Linked DNA regions of Homo sapiens: region 1 is linked to region 2. Evidence: chromatin contacts called from ENCODE Hi-C or POLR2A ChIA-PET data. All regions are on one chromosome and are shown on one strand. The core of a region is the stretch at or near the end of the contact, and the rest is flanking DNA. Distances in the headings are between cores, read along the strand shown.

Evidence for each region. Hi-C counts contacts between places; a loop is a spot of excess contacts on that map. ChIA-PET counts read pairs that join two places held with the same protein, here RNA polymerase II (POLR2A). Pooled maps may share reads with other maps.
Region 1: a loop to region 2 is called in a map of Caco-2, with 11 times the contacts of the local background. The contact joins the promoter of SALRNA3 here to the enhancer-like site in region 2. A Hi-C loop is called at or near these places in 1 of 168 maps with a recorded cell type or tissue (Caco-2) and 1 of 50 pooled maps. POLR2A ChIA-PET finds 5 or more read pairs at or near these places in 2 of 52 experiments (CD4-positive, alpha-beta T cell and Panc1).

What each region holds. Positions count from the first base shown.
Region 1 is chr15:70,612,754-70,618,251 of GRCh38, reverse strand. It overlaps SALRNA3 (senescence associated long non-coding RNA 3), which reads right to left and starts at 2,705. Exons shown (of 1, transcript NR_126481.1): 1 at 1,685-2,705. RefSeq lists a cis regulatory region at 955-966 and an enhancer at 888-1,032.
Region 2 is chr15:70,490,179-70,496,097 of GRCh38, reverse strand. No RefSeq gene overlaps it. Among named protein-coding and RNA genes, the nearest start is that of LINC02205, 13 kb to the left of the region's middle. RefSeq lists enhancers at 2,752-3,296, 3,708-3,757. Within about 2 kb of position 1,324, at least 7 of the 41 ENCODE cell types and tissues checked have a DNase peak (open chromatin) inside an H3K27ac peak, as active enhancers do; they include Panc1, where a contact is called at or near this core.

The DNA of each region.
Region 1 (5,498 bases), core at 1,456-3,955, 120 kb before region 2:
CTACTAAACAACCACCTGAAGGTCTGTTTGTCGTGGAGTGAACACATCAGAGCTTTCTAGAAGATCCAGAAATCAGGCACGTGAGGCTGCTGGAGTAGGACTGTGAAGGGCTGGTGGAGGGAAGAAGTCAGTTGAAGACTAGAGCCTCTGCATAGCTACCACACCTGAGGATTGGCAGCCAAATATCCAGTGGTGAGCTGGGAAAACTGTTGGTTCAGCGTGGCCTGCCTCGGAAAGAAGAGCTGGATGTGCAGCATGGGAGGACAAGGACAGGGACACCTGTGTCTGTCTGTCACCACATCTAACTGTGACAGCCTTTATGACACAAAACTTGCTGTTCACTTCTGCCTTCCATCTTGCAAAGAAAATAAAAATTAGGTGGTGGGAGTGGGGTGGAGTAGGGAAGGAACAAATCTAGTTGAGTTATTTTACAAGTAACTCAGGAATTCCAGGAATCCTAATTCCATTTTAGCCAAGTTGACACAGTCCAGATCCCACAGTCAACAGGGTGGCTACATGTACAGAGAAGATTGATGCTAGCAACAAAGCACCCAGGGACTTCTGGAGGGCTGATGATGTCCTGTTTCTTGCCCTGGATGGTGACTACATGGATGCTCATGATGTAACTGCACATTTTTGTTTGTGAACTTGATGTATATAATATTAAAAAATAAAACTGTAAAAAAGCAACTGGGATGTGTCTCTTCTCCATTCCATCTTCTACTGTGAAGCAACTAGGGCATTCTGTGCTGATTCCTTCTGCAGAGGAGATGATTGCGAAAATGTAAAGAAAAAACAACATCCCCCCACACCCCAACTTTTTACATTTCAAAACTTAAGCCCATCAGGTAATGGAAAAACCACACGACCACTATACTGTATTGACAAATGTCAATAGTGGACTTAGATTAAAGGAAAATCCAGACACAGACATTCCGTGGCTAAATCAAACAGTGTTTACTTATCTAAAGTAAACAGAAGGGGCCATGCAGTCAGGACACAGGCTGGAGAGAAGAGCAATGTTATTTGAGACAGGTAGAGGTGCACACGTGATTGGCTCATGCTTGTGCATGACAGTGTCCATGTGGGGCTCACATCAGACCTTTAGAAGCTTGACTGCTCCATTTGTGCCAGCTGCATGTGCTGAGGGTGAGTGTAGCTCTATTTACTAAAACTGGTGCTGTTGTCATTACCTACTTAATCTAGGAAGATACTTCCAGCTTTAAAACTGGTGCAGTCCTGCAGGCAGTTAGTGTAATTATATGTTGGGGACCACCTCACATAAGCCAGATGCCCCTCATCAATCTCAGGGTCTCATTACATGGAATATGAGAACATATTTCATACAGTCCACATTCCATTCTATTCAATCCACTGAAGCACAAAGACAATCCTCTTTTATCATCCTTTGCCTCCCCATGCCCAAACAGCCCAGTCTCCATGTATGGCTAAACCCAGTGCTGTGGGCTAGAACCAAGCTTAGCTTCCCAGGTGTCTCTAGGAATCATGCTAATAGGCTCTTAGATCAGGAAGATGATATATTACAAAAGTACTTGCAACAGAGACTAATTATTTGGAAGAAAACATCATGGGTGATATGGTTTGGCTGTGTCCCCACCCAAGTCTCATCTTGAATTGTAGCTCTCATAATCCCCACATGTTGTGGGAGGGACCTGGTGGGAGGTAATTGAATCACGGGGGCAGTTACCCCCATGCTGTTCTCATAACAGTGAGTGAGTTCTCATGAGATCTGATGGTTTTACGAGGGGCTTTTCCCCTTTTGCTCAGCACTTCTCTCTCCTGCTGCCATGTGAAGGATATGTTTGCTTCCCCTTCTGCTGTAATTGTAAGTTTCCTGAGGCCTTCCCAGTTATGCAGAACTGTGAGTCAATTAAACCTCTTTCCTCTATAAATTACCCAGTCTCAGGTATTTCTTCATAGCAGTGTGAGAATGGACTAACAAGATGAGTAAAGAGCAAGATAGGTTGTCATCCAACCCTCCAGATTAGAATGTTCCCTCCCTGGGCTGTGGTTAGATGGAGAGAGTAGGGAGGCATGGTGTTATAAAGCTACTGTCTCCAGCTCCTAATAACTCTTCTGTGCTCAGCTCTGCAATGGTGAGGCTGTGACTTTGCAACCCAATTTCCTTGTTGCCAGCTGCTGCCTGTTAGGTCCTGATAATAGGGGATGCTAAAAGGAGACCAGACAACAGGAAGATGGAGAAGAGATGTTCCTTCCCCATGCTTGCTGTTCCTGTCACCGTTATCCCAGCAGTGGAGTTGGTTCCAGTTTCCTTCGTTTTGCTAAGTTCCCACGATCAGCCCATCTCACCCCATCAGTTACCAGCAGCATCCAGGTAGCACCCTCTCCTAAGAAGACCAAGTCCTAACTTAGACCTTCCCTCTGAGCTCTTGTGTTGCAGCCGCATTTAGCTCATGCCCCCTCCTGAGAGATCTAGGTCCCAGCTCTGTGAACCCCCTCCTCGAGTTTCTTGAGGTACCGATACCAGCAGGCCGTTACCCTTTTCTGAGAAGTCTTTGTCCTAGTTTTGTGAGGGCGTCCTCCAGGATTCTGGGTTCTCATAGCCCCAGCCCTTTCCCTCTGTTCCTCTAGTCCTAGGAGTGGTGGCTGTTTCCTGCAGTTACTACGTTTGCATGATAACAGGTGTTCCTTTTCTTCCTTTCAGTCCTTTGCTATCCATCCAGCCAATTCCCTATATTAAATCCCCTTGTTGACTGCTAACAGGTATGAGTTTTTTTGTAGGGGGTGAGGGTTGATGAAACTGTTTTGGAATTAGATAGTGGTGATGGCTTCACAACATTCTGAATATACTAAAACTCCCTTACATGGGTGAATTTCAGGGTATGTGAATTACGTCTGTAAAAATATAAATCTTCTGTGTTGGAATGCCTGACTGGATCCTGGTTGATATAGCATTCATCAAGGAGAGTGTGATGGTTAATTTTGTGTCAACTTGGCTGGGCCACAGTGTGCTCAGATACTTGGTCAAAGATTATCTTGAGTGTCTCTGTGAGGGTGTGTTGGATGAAATTCACATTTAAATTGACGGACTTTGAATAAAGCAGATTGCCCTCCATAGTGTTGGTGGGCCTTATTCCCAGCAGTTGAAGGCCTGAATAGAACAAAAATTCCCGTTTCCCCTGAGCAAGAGAAGATTCTCCAGCAGACTGCCTCTAGACTTGAACTGAAACATCAGCTCTCCTGGATCTCCAGCCCTCCCTGCTGATTGTGGACTTCTCAGCCTCCATAATTGTGTGAATGTGAGCCAGTTCTTTATAAGAAATCTCTTGGCCAGGCACGGTGGCTCACACTTGTAATCTCAGCACTTTGGGAGGCTGAGGTGGGTGGATCATGAGGTCAGGAGATTGAGACCATCCTGGCCAACATAGTGAAACCCTGTCTCTACTAAAAATACAAAAATTAGCTGGGTGTGGTGGTGCACACCTGTAATCCCAGCTACTCAGGAGGCTGAGGCAGGAGAATCACTTGAACCCAGGAGGCAGAGATTGCAGTGAGCCGAGATGGCGCCACTGCACTCCAGCCTGGTGACAGAGTGAGATTCCATCTCAAAAAAAGAAGAAATCATCTATCTATCTTTCTATTATCTATCTAGCTATCTATCTGTCTATCTATCTATCTATCTATCTATCTATCTATCTATCTATCTATCTATCTATCTGTCTATCTCCTATTGAGTCTGTTTCTCTGGAGAACCATGACTAATACAGACAGGTAGCTGTTGTTGGGTCCCAGGGAGAAGAGAATGAGCCCTGGTGAGGCCCTGACAGATTTGCGGGATCTGAGAATACGGGCACCTATGTCTGTGTTTCCTGGTAGGGCTTCAAGGGGTGGCAAGATCGTAGAGAACTGATGGCTTCAGTTGTATGGAGCATCTAGGCAGATGAGATCTCACAGCATTTCTCAATTCTTATGTCACAAGAACAGAATGATTGCCAGGAGCTTGAGAGTGGAACAGAAGTAGCAGAGAGACTTTTAAGGACCACTGACTGAGGACTAGATGGGACAATGGACAAGTTAGTGACACGCTTCGATGATATTGAGGACTTAAAAGATCACCCCTCCCATTGGAGCCTTGGTTCTCTGCAAGTCCTTTGTAAATTTCACCCCAGAGAAAGTAGGAAGAGTCCCTAAATTAACTGAAATGGTGTTTCTGCTACTCCAGCAGACTAGGGGCTCCTAAAAGAAATTCAATTCAGTTTTGGGATATGAAAAAAATTGTTCTTTCTTACATATCTGAACTTGTGAATTGAGATTCACAGCCACTTTAAAGTCTTGTTTTTATTTTTATTTTTTTATTTTTATTTTTATTTTTTGAGGCAGAGTTTTGCTCTTGTTGCCCAGGCTGGAGTGGAATGGCGCAATCTCGGCTCACTGCAACCTCCACCTCCTGGGTTCCAGTGATTCTCTTGCCTCTGCCTCCCGAGTAGCTGAGATTACAGGCATGCACCACCACGCCCGGCTAATTTTGTATTTTTAGTAGAGATGGGATTTCTCCATGTTGGTCAGGCTGGTCTTGAACTCCCAACCTCAGGTGATCCGCCCACCTTGGCCTCCCAAAGTGCTGTGATTACAGATGTGAGCCACTGTGCCTTGCAAGTACTTGCTTTTATTTACTTTCAGGAGAAACTTGGGGATTTTTGTGGTATGGCATGAAATGGATTTTCCGGAATAGAATCATCACGTGTAACTCTGCCACATAGAATTTAGGAGTCTGTGAGGCAGAAAGGTCAGGGCCAGCAGGGCAGCTGTGTATCTAGGTTATTACAATGGCTGGCCATGGGCAGAATGCCTGAAGATGTTAAAACAACCTAGAATTTATACAGATGAATAAAAGTTTCCCAATAGCTATTAAGTTTAAAAAATAAGAGCAAAAAGAGAAACACTGATGTGTCAGACAGAAAGATAGGAAAACACAAGGCAAAGCCACAGAAATGAAAATAGCCTGGTTCCTGCGCAGAAATGGGCAGATAGACACATGGAAAGAATGGGAAGTCCCAGAACAGGCCATATACGTGGGAATGTTAAGAGACTGCCACACGTAACTTGGGACAGAACAGATTGGTTATTAAATGGCATTGGAAAAACTTGTTCACTATGAAGAAAACATTGAATTCTTACTTCTTACCCTTAGACTTAAGGGTGAAACTTAAAGGTGAAACTATAAAGCTAAAAGGAGAAATTGTTGAAAAATATCTTTGTTATTTAGGGATAACCAAGAACGTCATATGTAAGACCCTCAAAACCTCTGCCCTTAGGGGAAAAAAGGAACATATTTGATGACAGCAAAATTAAACATTTTGTTACCTGAAGGTGTTCATAGATGAAATTAAAAAATAGGTCACAGGTTGGGAGGTAATTTTTACAATGTTAAAAATTATTGGGACCAATGGATAACATTGAATGTAAGCTCTTAATTAGACATTAGTATTGTATAAATGTTAAATGTATTCAGTGAG
Region 2 (5,919 bases), core at 75-2,574:
GTAGAAGCTGCAGCTGGGGCCACCACATTAGGTCCAATGACCACTTTCCAATCTCTCCCCGAGAAGCTTCCAGTTTGGGCAGAGCCTATGGGCAGGGTGGGGACCATTCCAAGACGGGCCACTACAATAGCCCAGAGAAACACCACGTAGTACAAGCATGCTCCATTTTAAGCAAACCCTGTATTTGGAGCGGCATAAACTTGAAGTGAAGAGCACAGATTTGGTTTCCAGATGGCCTGGGCTCAAATCCTGGCTCTGCCACTTACCAGCTCTACTACTTATCTTTTTCTGTGTGCCAGTTTTCTCATCTGTAAAGTGGAAATAATAATGGTTATTCCTCTTGGTTTTGTTGCAAGAGTTAACCGAATGATTCTAAGGGAAGCATTGGCACTTAGTAAACACTAGATAAAGACTGTTCCAAGGAAGGGCAGAATGAGCACAGAAGGGCTTGTGAGTAGGAAGGAATGGGTCTGAGCATACCTTCGCGTGAAGGCAAAGCTATGTAGAGGGGCTGTGATGTAGTACACTGGGTTGCTGAAAGCTCAGAGCTTCCCTTCCAGCTATCAGGGCTGACAGGAGAGGCCTGGACCCAGCAACCCATTCAGCCCCGTCGTGATACCCTGGGGATTCTTGCTTCTCCCCCATTGAAACTGGTCTCCCTGCTCTCCAGAGGCAGAGAACTCCAGTGAACTCCCTGCAGGCGACTCCCTCCAACCTGGTGAGATGGGAAATTAATCTCCCTTGAAACCTATACTTAACATACAGGATTCTGTTCCCCAGTGAGACAATGAAATTAATCTGCCACTAATTTTCTGTTTGCCAACCCTGGGTTGCAGCATTTCTAATTCTGCTTTTCCAACTGTCTTGAGTCGGGTGAAACAAAGACTTAATCTCTTCTCTGGACTTGTTTATTCTGTCTTCAAAAAATGAATCACGCTGGCATTTTGCTCTACTGGTTTGGGGAAGGAGGGTGGAATGAGGTTTCCTTATCTCCCCCGGAGGCCATGGATTCCAGGCCTGTCTCTCTAGCCTCTCCCCAGCTTTCTGGGTGTGAGGGGATTAGGGGCCCCTATGATCTGTTTGCTTACTCTGAGTCTGAATGTATCAGTCACAGGGTGACTAACAGGCTGCCTCCTTGGGAACTGGGCGGGAAGGGGAGGCCCCTAAGTTTGAATGCCAATTTCTTGAGCGAGGCTAGGACCTGGGTCCCTTCCTCCCAGGGGGTGTTGTGGGGGAAGGTGGGGGAATCATGACCTGGCCCCACCTGCCTGCCTTTCTAACCTCTATTGCCAGCACCTAAGCCTCCAGCCACACCAACCGCCTGTCATTTCCTGAGCATGGTACCTTCCAAGCCATTCGCTCTGCTTGGCCTCCTTTTCCCCTGCACAGGGTAGGGCTTGACCTCTCTGTGCCTCAGTAAAACAGGAATAATAATAGTACCTGCCACAGGGGTGGAAGTAAGGACTAAATGAGAATCTCCCCTAAAGACTTAGAAGTGCGTGACATTAGCAAGTGCTTGATAAATGAGAACCAGGATTGTCATCACCTGACTCGCATGTCCCCACCTCTGGGACACCTTCCCAATCTCCCAGCAGAAAGATCCTTTCCTCTGGAGGCCCCAAGGCTCCCCCTGAGCCTCTGTGGAATCCTTATTCTGCTGCTTACAGTGGAGCCAGGGAGCATAACCTCTCTGCATTTCATTTTCCTCCCGCTGCGGAATAGAAATAATGATAGTGATGACCTCATCCCGGGTTGTCAGGAGGATTAAATGAGATAATGCTCATTAAGGGCTTAACACAGGGCACGACCTCAAGCAGTAAATCAATGTTCTGATGTGTGGTTATGATGGTTAATAATTAATGAGCATGCATTGTGAAGTCTGTCTTCCATCAGCAGAAACTCCCTGAAGGTAGAGGAGGTCCTCAGTCTTTCGTGGGACTCTTGGTGCTCACCTGTTGGGTGGGAACAAGGGCCTGATTCCTGAGCATGGTGGGTGAGGCTAGGCTGGCTGGTGGAGGGTGCCCACCTGTCCTGAGCGCAGGCCACTCTCACTGTTCAGCATAGTGTCCTTGGAGATACCTCCTGGGCCCTGCCTGAGCGAGCTTGGGCCCCAGCCCGGGCCACCACTGGCTTTGCTGTCTTCACTGTTGCCGATGAGCTGCACCGTGCACCTAGTAATGGTCACGACCACATCCCTCTCACCGTTCCCATCACCCTGAGCAGTGTCACTATCCTATCAGCACCAAGCCCCTGTCCTAGAGTGTCACCGCTGAGGGAGACCTTGGAAACCATCTGCTCCCATATCCCAGACTTATGCTTGAAAACTAAAGATGAGAGAGGTGCTCCAACTGGCCTAACACCACACAGCAAGTTGGAGGCAGTGCCAGGATTGGATCCAAAGCCTCTTGACTCCCACTGCAGGGCTCTTCCCAACACTTTGCTGCCTGTCCTTGCTTCACCAGAACCCCTGTCATCGTGCTGCAGAAGAAGGACACTCATATTTATTGAGCATCTACTATGTGCCAGATACTGTGTAGGCTTGTGTATTAGCTCAGTTACTCCTCCCAACACATCTGGAAGGGGTGATGTTATGCTCCCCATTTTACAGATGAAGAAACTGAAATCACTTGATCAGGATCACAGTAAGGCAATGAGGTAGGTGGAGTTGAAACCCAGATCTATCTAACTCTATATCCAGTGCTCTTTCCATTCTCCTTGAAGCTTCCTTTGGAAAGACTGGCACAGCTGGGCCCCAGCCCTGGGTGAATGGGTGGGAGCTGCCAGCCCAGCATCTTCATTCCTTTCTCTGCTGTGGACAGACGTGGAGGACCTGCGGACAACCAAATTACAGACAGTGACAGGACTGATGAACAGCCAGGCCTGCTTTTCCTGCTGGGGGTTTCCACTGCCTGGGTGACCCAGCCTGTGGCCCGCCCACCTGGACAGACAGAGTCCTGCCCTGCCCCGCCTGTGGGTGGGTGGGGTGGTAGTGGGCTAGGGGTGGGCTGGGGCCAGTGGAGCAGCAGAGACTAGGGCCGTGCAGCTGCCACGAGCCTCAGGCCGGTGGTGCCAGGAAAGGGGCAGGAAGTGGTTTGTGGGGAGTGGTGGCAGGGCTTGGGCTGTGCGATGTGGCTCTGCCTGAGGTTTCTGCTCTGGAAACCTGACTCATGTGGACAAAGACCAGGCTGCCCCACTTCCCCAGGGGGCAGTTAGAGCAATTACAGGCCCTGGCACAGTGAGGCCAGGGGGTTGTGCTCTCAGTGGGAGGCTGAATCAGGACCCGGGAACCCAAGGCTGCCCTAGGGGTTAGTGATTTCACCACTGGCCGGGTGGGTGGAGGGTGTATGGGAGGACGCGTCCACGCAGGCAGGCAGTGGGCTGAGCAGCAGGGAGGAAGCCGGTGGCCATGGGGAGGCCTGTGCTTGGCCTGTGGGGAGGGTCTCGTGGAGTCTGGAGTTTGGGGCCCGAGCCCAGCTTGGTTCTGACTTGGGGTTCTTGAGCCCCAGCTTGTGAACTTGGGCAAGGACCTTTCTTTCTCTGAGCCTCACTTTCTTTCTTTATCTCTAAAATGAGGTTTCCACCAGCTCTAAGAATTAGATGACTCTGCCCTGCCCCCACCCAATCAAAGGAGCCTACAAACCACAAGCGAGCAAAATAACAACACAGAAAACCACAGCTGAGAAGTCATAACTGCTGGAGACAGGCTAGGCCCTGCTCTGAGCCTCTGCATGTTTCCCATAGCCTTCCAGCAGCCCCGGTATGCCCCTCTCACAGAATAGGAAACAGACCAGAGTATTCCTGGGGATCCACGATGGGAGCCCCGGCCTACGTATTACAGATCGGTGACCTCTTCCAGGTGTGAACCGAGGATGCTGGCAGGCCCCACCTCCTCCCAGGGGCCCCCTCCCCTTACCTGGGTGCACTGGGGGCCTTGTCACCTCCTTCCCGTCTTGCCTCTGCAGCCATTAGAGTCACACCAAATGAGTATGGAATTTCTTCTCCTGATTGTATCGGAAAAAAGGAACTCTGGACCCTACCCTACGGCAGATATTCTTTTTTTTTTTCCCTAAGTTGTCCCTTACCTTACCAGAACCCCTATGTTCCCTACTGCCCTCCTCCGAACCCCTGTCTCCGGTCATACACCAGGAGGACATGACGGAATCAAAGGAGACTTTATAGACCAAACCAGGAGGCTTTGGAGAGTTCTAGGGAGTGTCTTCAGAGAGCAAGTGGCTGGGAGGGGCCAAGTGCCCAACTCTGGAACCCTGGCTGCTCCTCTACCACTCCCATGGGGGTCTGTGTGTTCCGCTTGCGGTTTTATGCGAAGAAAGTGTTGTCCCACAAAACACATTTCAATATCCCTGATTGAGTTCAATGTTCCCATTTATGGAATGGTGAAACTTAGGCCCAGGGAAGGAAATGACCTACCCAAGACCCTATAGCTGCCCAGTGACACAGCTGGGACTGGAACTCAGGGGTCCTGATGGCTGGCTCTGTGCCTTCCTGAGCTCTGCCCAGGCAGATGGTGGGGCTCAGAGTCAGACCGGATGCTGCCTGCCTTGAGCAGGAACTGCGGCTCCTCTTGGCTGTCACAACGTCCAAGAGAGACCTTTTGGATTGTGTTAAGCAGGGCAAGACTACTAAGTCGGGTGAAGCCAGCTCGTGTTTTTCTCTTGGTGAAAGTGGAGCAGTTCTGGCTGGAAACAGCAGATCTTCTAGACGAGATAATGCTAGCAAAGCATTTAGCAAGAGTTTCTGCATGAAGTAGGTGCTTAGAACTGTGAACTGAGGCAGAGAAACAGCTGTGGTTGCCTACACAGAATCACCTTCTCACTGTGTGACTCATGGAGCAGTATCTGAGAGGGAGGACTTGGGTTGAGGACAGGAGGGAAGGCCAGAATTTCCTTCAGACGCTGGTTCCACAGTGGCCATTCTCCCCTCCCCTCCGCACCTTTCACAACCCAGGGCTGAATGAATACGTGGGAACATTGGTTTGTGGGTGCAAAGATTGCTGAATCCAGACCAGTGGTCCTGGGCCCTATCTTGATGTGTCACCAGGTCTTCCCTCTGGGCCTCACTTTCCTCCTCTGTGACACGGACGCTTTGGACCAGATGGTTGTTCTCAACCCTGGTTGCCCGGAGAATCACGGGGGCGACTTTTAAACAATTCTGAGGCCCAAGCCTCACCTTAGGTCAAGGAACCTCTGTGGGTGCTTCTGAGCCTCTGTGGTTTTGATTCTGATGCCCAGTGAAGGGCAAGAAGCACTGAACTGGATGGCTCTGGGCTCCCTGATGGTTGGCACAGGACAGCGACATAGGACCTCACTAGATTGCTGTTAGCTGGGCTGTGCTTCTCTCGGCATGTGTGTGGGTGAGCGACAGAGCTGATGGAGCATCCTGCTCAGCTGGAAGCTGTCTCCCAGCATGGCGGACGTTTCTCTCCCATCAGCTCATAGGTGAGGGGCAGCGGCGGGTCCCTGGGTGCTGTAGGAAGGAGGGCACACCAGGGATTGGTCTCCAGGGCTGAGACCGCAGAAACCTTGTTCTTCTCCCTGCTGGAGAGTCTGGCCCCCACTGATGACAGCATGGCCCCCAGGGAACTCCCAGCTCTGAGGCTGACTCCTCCAGAAGGGGTCAGGCCACCCTCAGCCTTGGGACTCCTGAACCCTGGGTCCGTATCCTGATGGGCAGCTTGGGCTGGGGATGCAGCAGAAGCCCATGTGGGGCCAGCATCCAAAGCCAGACCCCCAGGATCCAGTTCAGGTTCTGCAACCTCTGGGCCTCAGTGATCTCATCTGTAAAATGGGGCAATAATCCACGCCCAATGTGGTGTTAGGGATTCTGATAGAGAGATCTTCAGAGAGAGGGTCAGTGAGCCCAAGCCTCAGGGACGGTGACAGGAGGAGGCATAGAGGCTCA